3 separate regions of the Homo sapiens genome follow, and regions 1 and 3 are each linked to region 2. The links are chromatin contacts, found by Hi-C or POLR2A ChIA-PET in ENCODE. All regions are on one chromosome and are shown on one strand. The core of a region is the stretch at or near the end of the contact, and the rest is flanking DNA. Distances in the headings are between cores, read along the strand shown. Region 1 overlaps CMSS1 (cms1 ribosomal small subunit homolog). Region 2 holds the start of ZBTB11-AS1 (ZBTB11 antisense RNA 1). Region 3 has its middle 51 kb from the start of TBC1D23.

The links. Hi-C counts contacts between places; a loop is a spot of excess contacts on that map. ChIA-PET counts read pairs that join two places held with the same protein, here RNA polymerase II (POLR2A). Pooled maps may share reads with other maps.
Region 1: a pooled map shows a loop between it and region 2 (3-fold over the local background). The contact joins the enhancer-like site here to the promoter of ZBTB11-AS1 in region 2. A Hi-C loop is called at or near these places in 1 of 168 maps with a recorded cell type or tissue (psoas muscle), 1 of 37 single-sample maps with no recorded cell type and 1 of 50 pooled maps. POLR2A ChIA-PET finds 5 or more read pairs at or near these places in 2 of 52 experiments (A673 and PC-3).
Region 3: a loop to region 2 is called in a pooled map, with 4 times the contacts of the local background. The contact joins the enhancer-like site here to the promoter of ZBTB11-AS1 in region 2. A Hi-C loop is called at or near these places in 1 of 50 pooled maps. POLR2A ChIA-PET finds 5 or more read pairs at or near these places in 2 of 52 experiments (OCI-LY7 and T-cell).

The regions. Positions count from the first base shown.
Region 1 is chr3:100,102,912-100,105,611 of GRCh38, forward strand. The region is part of intron 1 of CMSS1 (cms1 ribosomal small subunit homolog); the gene reads left to right. The region is part of intron 1 of FILIP1L (filamin A interacting protein 1 like); the gene reads right to left. Among named protein-coding and RNA genes, the nearest start is that of FILIP1L, 10 kb to the right of the region's middle. Within about 2 kb of position 1,405, at least 8 of the 41 ENCODE cell types and tissues checked have a DNase peak (open chromatin) inside an H3K27ac peak, as active enhancers do; they include PC-3, where a contact is called at or near this core.
Region 2 is chr3:101,675,050-101,677,749 of GRCh38, forward strand. ZBTB11-AS1 (ZBTB11 antisense RNA 1) reads left to right here and starts at 1,381. Exons shown (of 1, transcript NR_024407.1): 1 at 1,381-2,700. ZBTB11 (zinc finger and BTB domain containing 11) reads right to left here and starts at 2,083. Exons shown (of 11, transcript NM_014415.4): 1 at 1,556-2,083. The coding sequence starts at 1,865. It overlaps LOC124906262 (endogenous retrovirus group K member 5 Gag polyprotein), which reads left to right and starts at 1,396. Exons shown (of 3, transcript XM_047449415.1): 1 at 1,396-2,700. RefSeq lists a silencer at 1,135-1,504 and an enhancer at 1,221-1,775.
Region 3 is chr3:100,208,878-100,211,577 of GRCh38, forward strand. No RefSeq gene overlaps it. Among named protein-coding and RNA genes, the nearest start is that of TBC1D23, 51 kb to the right of the region's middle. RefSeq lists a silencer at 1,104-1,153. Within about 2 kb of position 1,259, at least 4 of the 41 ENCODE cell types and tissues checked have a DNase peak (open chromatin) inside an H3K27ac peak, as active enhancers do.

The sequences.
Region 1 (2,700 bases), core at 155-2,654, 1.6 Mb before region 2:
CACTAAGTTCTGCCAGAGCATAGCAGATTGGCAAGAGCAGTTGAAAGGAAAAAGCAATGTAATGCCCTCTGCTTATGGCACTACAGGTGCCAGTGGAGGAAAAAAGTGTGAGGTTGAGGCTTGGGAGACTAAGTGCTGTAAAAATGAAGCAGACCGACTGTGGGTACACAGATCTAGTCTTTGTGAAATACCTTCCCTGACTTTTGTATATTCCTGTTCACCCTGTGATTGTAGGCCAGGAGTCTTTAATAGGAAACTGGTGATTTGAAGTCTCCCCACATAAGCAGACCAAGCAGCTTTTTGAAAGAAGCCCACTCAGACCATGGAGAAGGCAGCAGCTCACAGTGGCAGCAAGAGCTATGAGACAGCAAGAGTCAGCCAGAAACACACATGCAGAACCCGAAGTCTTGAGCACAGCAGGAGGTTGGGCAAAGCTGCTCCATTCTGAAGGTTATTATGGCCCCACTGGGGGCTGCCACACAAGTACTGGCATGAAAGCAAACTAGTGTTGGGATAACTGTTTTAATATTTGCAAAATCCACTCTAGGTGTGAGCTCCTTTGTGTAACTGAAGATCTAGAGTCTTTAGGAGTTTATTCCTCAAAACTTGAATCAGGTTTTTTCTAGGCAAGTTGGAAGCACGGATTGGGCAGGTAACAACAACCATTCTTCATGTTGAGCAAAAAGGAGGTGTGGGCAGTTAAGAGCCAAAGTTGAGATGGAGGAGAGAATATTGGTTGCCAGCATTGCACTGTATTAGAAGCCATGGAATGGTCTCTTCCAGCAGCTATTACAAACTGCCCCCTGGGAAATTCAAACAAGAAAACCTTTGGGTTTCACTTCACTGGCCTTGCAATAAACATGTTTGTTCAAATAACAAATTGTTGCATTAAGATAAATCTGTCTGTGTTATCCTAAAGAAAAGAGTCTATGCCCTGTGTGTTGGCAGCATTATCAATGAACAGCTGATATTTATGTAAATATCAACCTTATTAATAAGAATCATGAGCACGGGTCTGCCAAGGTTCCTGACAGCTTGTTTAATCAGGCGCATTAACTCAGAGGTTTTCAGTTAGTAGAAGCGTCCTCTTACCTTATTTGCTTAAAGGCCCAGAGGCCATGTCACCAAATTGGGGCTTCTAGCCATCCACTGAGGAGAGGTGACTTTTCATTTCTCTGAAATGAAGCCAACTGCTCTCTGTGTGTGTTTGGATTGGAGAGCACAGGTTACAATGAGAGTGGCCCTCTCTCACCCCCACCCCCATTGCCAGTCATGCCAAGTTACAGGGTAGGGACTGCAAAGAAGCTTGCTCAGGCAAAGCATCTAGATGGACTGACTGGTAGGAGGCCCCTTTGTGGGATGGCTCACCCTGACCTCTGCCTGAAACTGGAATCAAGACCAAGATGACATAGCTGTGGTCACACAAAGCCCGTTAACTACATCAGTTGTCTTTGTTTATTCAATAACTCTGAGCTACACTTTTTTTTACACAAGAAATGTGACCCACACTTTGTTTGAGATACTCCAGAAAGATGTAGCAATGTGGTTACCATTTTATAAACTTTTAAATAAAACTGTTAGCAGTTCACAACTTTGTTTAAAGAACAATGGCTTGGAACATAGGCCTGTGTTCCCAAGACCCAGAGGACAGTGACCAAGGCAGAGAAGAACCGAGTACAGATCTGGCTGACCAAGGCCTGCTTTGCATGCCCAGGAATCTAAAAGTTAAGCTTGAGGGCCTTTTCCTGTTTTGCAGGAGTAGTAGCAGTGAATTTGACCCGATTGCTTTGGTGATTTGCACTGATGTTCTCAGCTTGTTAGCTTTCATCAAGAAAAACTTTCATCAAGAGAAACTCAGAAAAAACAGGGATGAAAAGAGTCACCCCTGTTATTTTCCCTTACCCCCAAAACTGGCTGAGAATCACCATTTACAGCTTAGCTAGCTCAATATCTAGCTATTGCCATCCTTGTTTCTTCACTTCCATGTTTTTCTACCTCTATAGTTTCTTCTGTCTGTAACAGCCAAAACCTCACCTATGCATTAACTCTAATCTTTCTGTAAAAGTATCTGCCTTTATTTAACTTTCTGCTCATGACATGATTTATGTATATAAGAATCTTCATTTACAGATTGTTTCTTTTACTATACTTAGGTGTAGCTATTGTTCTCTTAGCCTAGTCTTGGAAAGGGTGTTCACAAGTAAGCATTGTTTAAGTCTCATATACTTTCCTCTAACAGCATACAAACATTTATGCCTGTAAAGATTTTTCTGGCCTGTTGACAAGGCTGATTTAGTAGATAATGTATTCTCCTACCAGAGCTTAAAGTTGAAATAACATATAATTGAAGCTGACCATTAATACTGATTTGGGAGTGGCAATATTTAGTTTGTTAAGTACTCAGGAAAGACATGAGCAATAGGAATTTGGACTAGTAATATCTTTTTAGACACATATTTCTCACAACTCAGTTTGGCTCCCTGGAAGGCATTTCTTTTGAATCAACTGCAATTCGTATCTAACAATTTCATAGCTTACAAGTAAGACTGCTATTAAAATGTTAACTAATTCTGGGGCAAAAGGGACTTCCAGGAAGGTTCAGTAATCATTGAACAGGGTGGTTAAAGGGCTATAAGATTAACCGAAAACATAGCACTTCTCATATACCCTTTAAGCAGAATTGATAAGGTATTTCCTAGA
Region 2 (2,700 bases), core at 131-2,630:
CCCCCTACGCTCTGTCTCCAAAAAAGGGAGATAAGTATTAAGGTTTTATGAAGGTTAAATAAATGTCAAGGGCTAACGACTACATCCTGCATATACAAGCTTGATCAATGTTACCTATAGTTACAATTATCATCTTTAACAAATCCTGAAGTATTAAATCTGAGACATTTGTTCAACAAACTAATGTCTACCCAAACCCATCCAAACAAAATGCACTGATTACTTCATTACCTCATAATTTAATCTTCGCATTTGTCTGTCCTTACAGGAATTTAATTCAGATATTGGTTTAAAGTGGAAAATAAATGGAAGAATTTGATTATCCAATAGTTCGTAAACGAATAAACTTGATGATGTTTATAAACCGAAAAGAACTTTAGAAACTATTCAGTAATTTCGTTATTCACAGACGAAGTAACCAAGATTTGAATGAAATAACTTTTCTGTAGCCATATTGGAGAGTGACAGCACTGTTCCTAACAAAATTTCTTAAATGGGACTATAAACTATTAACTAATTCTGACAGTTTGAATATTCATTAACTGTGGAGAGTGAAGATGGTTAAGAAGCCAAGGACACTTGCTATCCTCCCTTACAACTGGTTCCCAAGGAGTCAAGTAACTTCAGAGCTGTATTTTTTGACAATCAAAAAGTCACAGTAATCGTACCTTTTCTGCGTATATACAATGCTACACAGTTCCCAAACGCGTTTTTCACATCATTAGGGGAAAGATTATTAAAACATTCAGAGTTACGAATATCAAGCTGGGCGCCGTGGCTCATGCCTGAAATCCCAACACTTTGGGAGGCCGAGGCGGGAGGATGGCTTGAGGCCAGATGGAGACCAGCTTGGGGAACGAGGCGAGACCCGTGTCTACTCAAACACCCCGCCCCCGCAAAACCAAACAACAAAAACAGTAACTGATATCTTTTACATTTACTTCTTGTTCTTAAAAAAAAACGCTCAAGGCGATTTCTCAATCACTCCTTATCACTTCTGCAAATAATTGTATTATTCCTTATTTACGCAGCAGCGGCAAAATTTGAGGAACACTAGCGAATGTGTCCAGAGCAGCTCATACTCGCTCGCCAAAACCCAAGCGCAGCACTAAAGAAACGGGAGACCCGGCTTCGGGTGACTCGTCCCCCCTTCCAAACGTCAGCACAGTCGAAAACGTGCACCCCGCAGCCTCCACTGCCGCGAGCCACACGCCACCTCCAGAGGGCCGGGGCCTACAGCCTCAAGGGGCCGCCCAAGGAGGCGGACCTGGCGCAGCCCAGGCGTCCGGCCCCTCCCCGCGGCTGGCCCGGCCTCCGGGGAAGCCCCCTTGGTCCCACCCAGGGCCAGGGCCCGCCCCCAGCTTCGCCGGCCTCCTTCCTGTGGGAAGTGCGGCTCCTTTCGCGTCCCCCACCCTCTCGGCTCCGCCTGGCAGCAGCTCCGCCGCCCAGAGGCGTCCGAGACCCTCCGACTCGTGGGTACGCATAGGCCTCGCCAGCGAGCCTTGCCCAGGCAACGAGTCGCCAGCCCGCCCCCTCGCCGCGGGCTAGGTCTCACCTCGCCACCAGTACGTCTTGGACAAGTAGTGCCAGGTCTGATGCCGGGTGTGGTGAGTGCCGCCGGGACCCAGGTGCGCCGCCTCGATGAGGTCCCGGCGTCGCTCCGGCTGCAGCACCACCTCCAGCTCCGCGAAGGTCTTGCGGTGCCGCTGCCGCCGCTGGTAATACAGAGTCCCGCCGCGCACCACGTAGCAGGCGGCAGCTTTTCGGATTTTACGCTTGACATTGCCCTCGGTGCCCGGCGCATACGGCTCGCGCTCGTTCGTCAGGTAACGCAGGATGGCCCGGTAGCTTTCCTCGCTTGACATCGCGGACCGCGGCTCCCTGAGGGCGCCTGTCAGGGACAGGTGAGGAAAACGGCCCGCTACCTACGGGCGGCTGCAGGAGGAGCGGCGGCACCGTAGGGAGAAACGGCTGCGCCTTTGGCGAGCGCTCTTCGACGGCTCCCTTAGTCCGAAGGAAAAGCGGGCGAGTTGGTAACCAGGGGGAACTGCACTTCTCCAGCGCGCGGGATCCGCTGGCGACTGACAAAATGGCTGCTGCACCACCGGAAGTGACGCAAGGCAAGGGCGGGGACTGAGCCCTGATTGGAGCGCACTCTCGTTTTCTGGCTTGATGGAGCCGATCCAGTGACGTCAGGAATGCGGGTGGACATTTTGGAAGCGGGTAGGACCCTTCACTGCAGTTCGAGGGAGTCTTTAAGCAGACATCTTAAGTCCTGGCAGTTTCTCTTTTCATTTTTCCCTTTTCCACGCTTTCTAAGGAGCCACGTGTAGGGGGAGCTGGTGGACAGTTGAGAGTTCAGCCGAAACATCCAGAGGGTTAGGAGTCCGTTTTTACGTTTGAGACTCCCAACATCATAAAAGCATATTTTCAGGCTTCTGGAAAAATATTAGTCTCTTGACACGGGACCAGAGACAGCCCATTTACATGGAAATTTAGATTCCAGTTAACAGTTATAAAATTTTCAGTGCCTCCCTCAGTGATGAGTTATTGTTTCTAAACTTGCACCTGCTAGCTCCAGACTACTCAAGGAAGAGTCGAGATTCTTTTGGAATTATCAGCATTTATAGTCAATGTTATTGCGAGTGGAAAAGGGGGTCGGTAACACTATTTTAAGGCTTTATTTACATATATTTTTAC
Region 3 (2,700 bases), core at 9-2,508, 1.5 Mb before region 2:
CAGAGTGAGACTCCGTCTCAAAAAAAAAAAGAAAGAAAGAAAGATTAAATAACACTGGGCCTAGAGATCTGTTAAAAAAACTGTGAGGAGAAGCATGCCAGATAGGATGGGAGGAGATGGAAGACTATGAAAATAGAGAGGAGTTTGATAAGTAAATATAGACTAAAAATTACTAAAACTGAGACTATAGAACCTTTTATTGTAGGGAAAAGTATCATAGACCACAGGAGCTGTGGACTCAAGGGACAGGTCCAGTTCATCCAAATCCACGTGAGGTGTGCAACAGGCTCTGCACTGAAGATGCCGTGTTCCCCCCTCCCTTAGGCACAAAGCCAGCATGTGGGAGTTAGTGCCCTAATGATTAGGAATATATGGTCCAACTTAGGAGACATATGTTTATTTTTACTTTCATTTACATATTTACTTTTGAGACAGGGTCTTGCTCTGTTGCCCAGGCTGGAGTACAGTGGCGCAGTCACATCTCATTGCAGTCCTGACCTCCTGGATTCAGGTGATCTTCCCACCTCAGTCTCTCAAGTAGCTTGGACTATAGGCACTCACTACCATGCCCAGCTAATTCTCTCTCTCTTTTTTTTTTTCAGAGATGGGGTCTCCCTTGTTGCCCAGGCTGACACATGCTTAAATATAAGAGTCTGAATTTTTTCACTTAATGTAAAAATACAAATGTAGTTCTTGATTTGAAAACAAACAGGCTTTAACTTTAGCATGGCACCAAACACTACCTTTAAGAAATTATATATTTAAATACAATTTACACTAACTCTGGTCTTTAGATTTAATTTTCAAGTCTCCTCCTGATTCTCCCTGAGGTAGCATTCTCTGGAGGCAGAATCATTCCAGGCCTTTTACACGACTTTGAAATTGCAGCCCAGTTAGCACCGCTGTGTTCATCCTCCCAAGGCTCCTGGCTAGTTGTTCAATGGGACCCCCAATGGGTCAATTTTAACACAAAATTGTCCACCTCCTTAGTTTCTTTACCTTTCAGGGAGGCTGAATAAGAAATTCTTGAGGAGAAGGGAATGATGGCATGTGCTCCAGTTCCCTGCTCCAACTTTTCTTCTTTTCCATCCTAGAACAGGTATGTGGACATTTCCATTCTGACAGGGAAGTGGGAGCATTTCTCAGTCAGAAAGGCCCCCACTGATGAGACATGATCTCTGCCTCTCAGCTTTTTGTCTCCTTTTGTTTACTGACCAGGAGGAGGTATGACTTCAGTTAGTCCCTTTAGCAGGGTGTCTAGTTCTATGAAAATGAAAATGAAAGCCACAAATTGCCTCTCATGGAGCATTATAGGTACAGATCAAAGAGTAAACCCTTTGAATAAGAATTTCAGCAAACTCCTCTCTCCCTCAAAAAAATTGAAGCAGAGGTTGAAAGTTGCTTAAAACTGGTCTCTCAAGGTGGGCCTTCTGATTCTGTCAATTTTGGGACTGCCTTACCATTAAAGCAGTTATGGGTGCATTCGAGGAGCAGGAAAAAACTTCATGCACTACTATCCCACGATGTGTTACAATGACCTTGGGGTTGGCAGGATGAGGAAGGGAGGCATGTTCCCAATAACAGAGACATTCTGTTTCTCCTCTCTGGACATGCTTTCCCTGGGTGACTTCATTCACAGTCATGTCTTAATGCTAATCCCTCTCAAATCAAAATTTTTTGTGTACATAGAACTTCAATCCTAAGCTTCAGGCCTATAACTGCACTACCTGGGTACAGCTCTGGTGTGAGTATTATCCAACCAGACTAAGAAAGTGCCTACCATTTCTAAGGGGAAAAAAGATGTTCTGTGTATGAGGAGAAGACCTTCTCATATAGAACTGAGGGAGGGAGAAAACAGGCAGATGGGTTGAGGTGGCACCCAAGGACCTGGTGACAATGAGGAATTCTGATGGAAAAGAAGAGAGAGAACTAGTTTCATACTAATTTTCCTTGTGCCTTTAAATAGCACGTTGCCAAGTGATTTGAGGCCCTTTAATAGCTTTGCTGGGAAATGCCTCCTTCCTGTGCCGTTGCTATGAGAAGCCTTTCTTTGTTTATTAGTTTGGTTTACAAAAGGCACCAGATGTTTAAAAACCTCAGGCCACATGTATAATCAAAATGACATCATTAAAATGCTAATGATAGCAAACCCACTTCAAACACTTTCTCCCCAGCATGGGGATACTGGCCTTTCCAAAACCCAAATGAATGTACCACCTTTAGTTCGACTACCAAAAATGTTTTGTGATCTTTTTGTTTGCTTGTTCTTCACTCCCCTTAAAGAATTTTCCCTGAGGTAGGAATTCAAACCTTAGCCTACTAAAGGACTATAGCCTGCCCTGGGTCTTCTAATTCATATATAAAAATTTAGGTTTGTATGATTGTAATTTCCTTGGGTTTGCCAAAGGAAATTAAATATATTTGTTCATTATCAGTTGTCTATAAGTCATTCAGATCTGTGTCAGAATCTCTTTCGTAGCTTACAACTATGTAGAGGGAAGGCTTGTTTTTATTTTCATTCCAGCAAGATACAGAGTAGTGCTTGGTAAAGATTAAGTTGCAGCATATGAGATTAGATATTTAACCATTTTTTTACCTATAAAAAAGAGCAATTTTATATGTGTCAACCTAATATATTCAGTATATGCAATACTAGAAATGTGAAGTGTTGAGTCAGATTCTTAACAGGTCTTCTTAGAC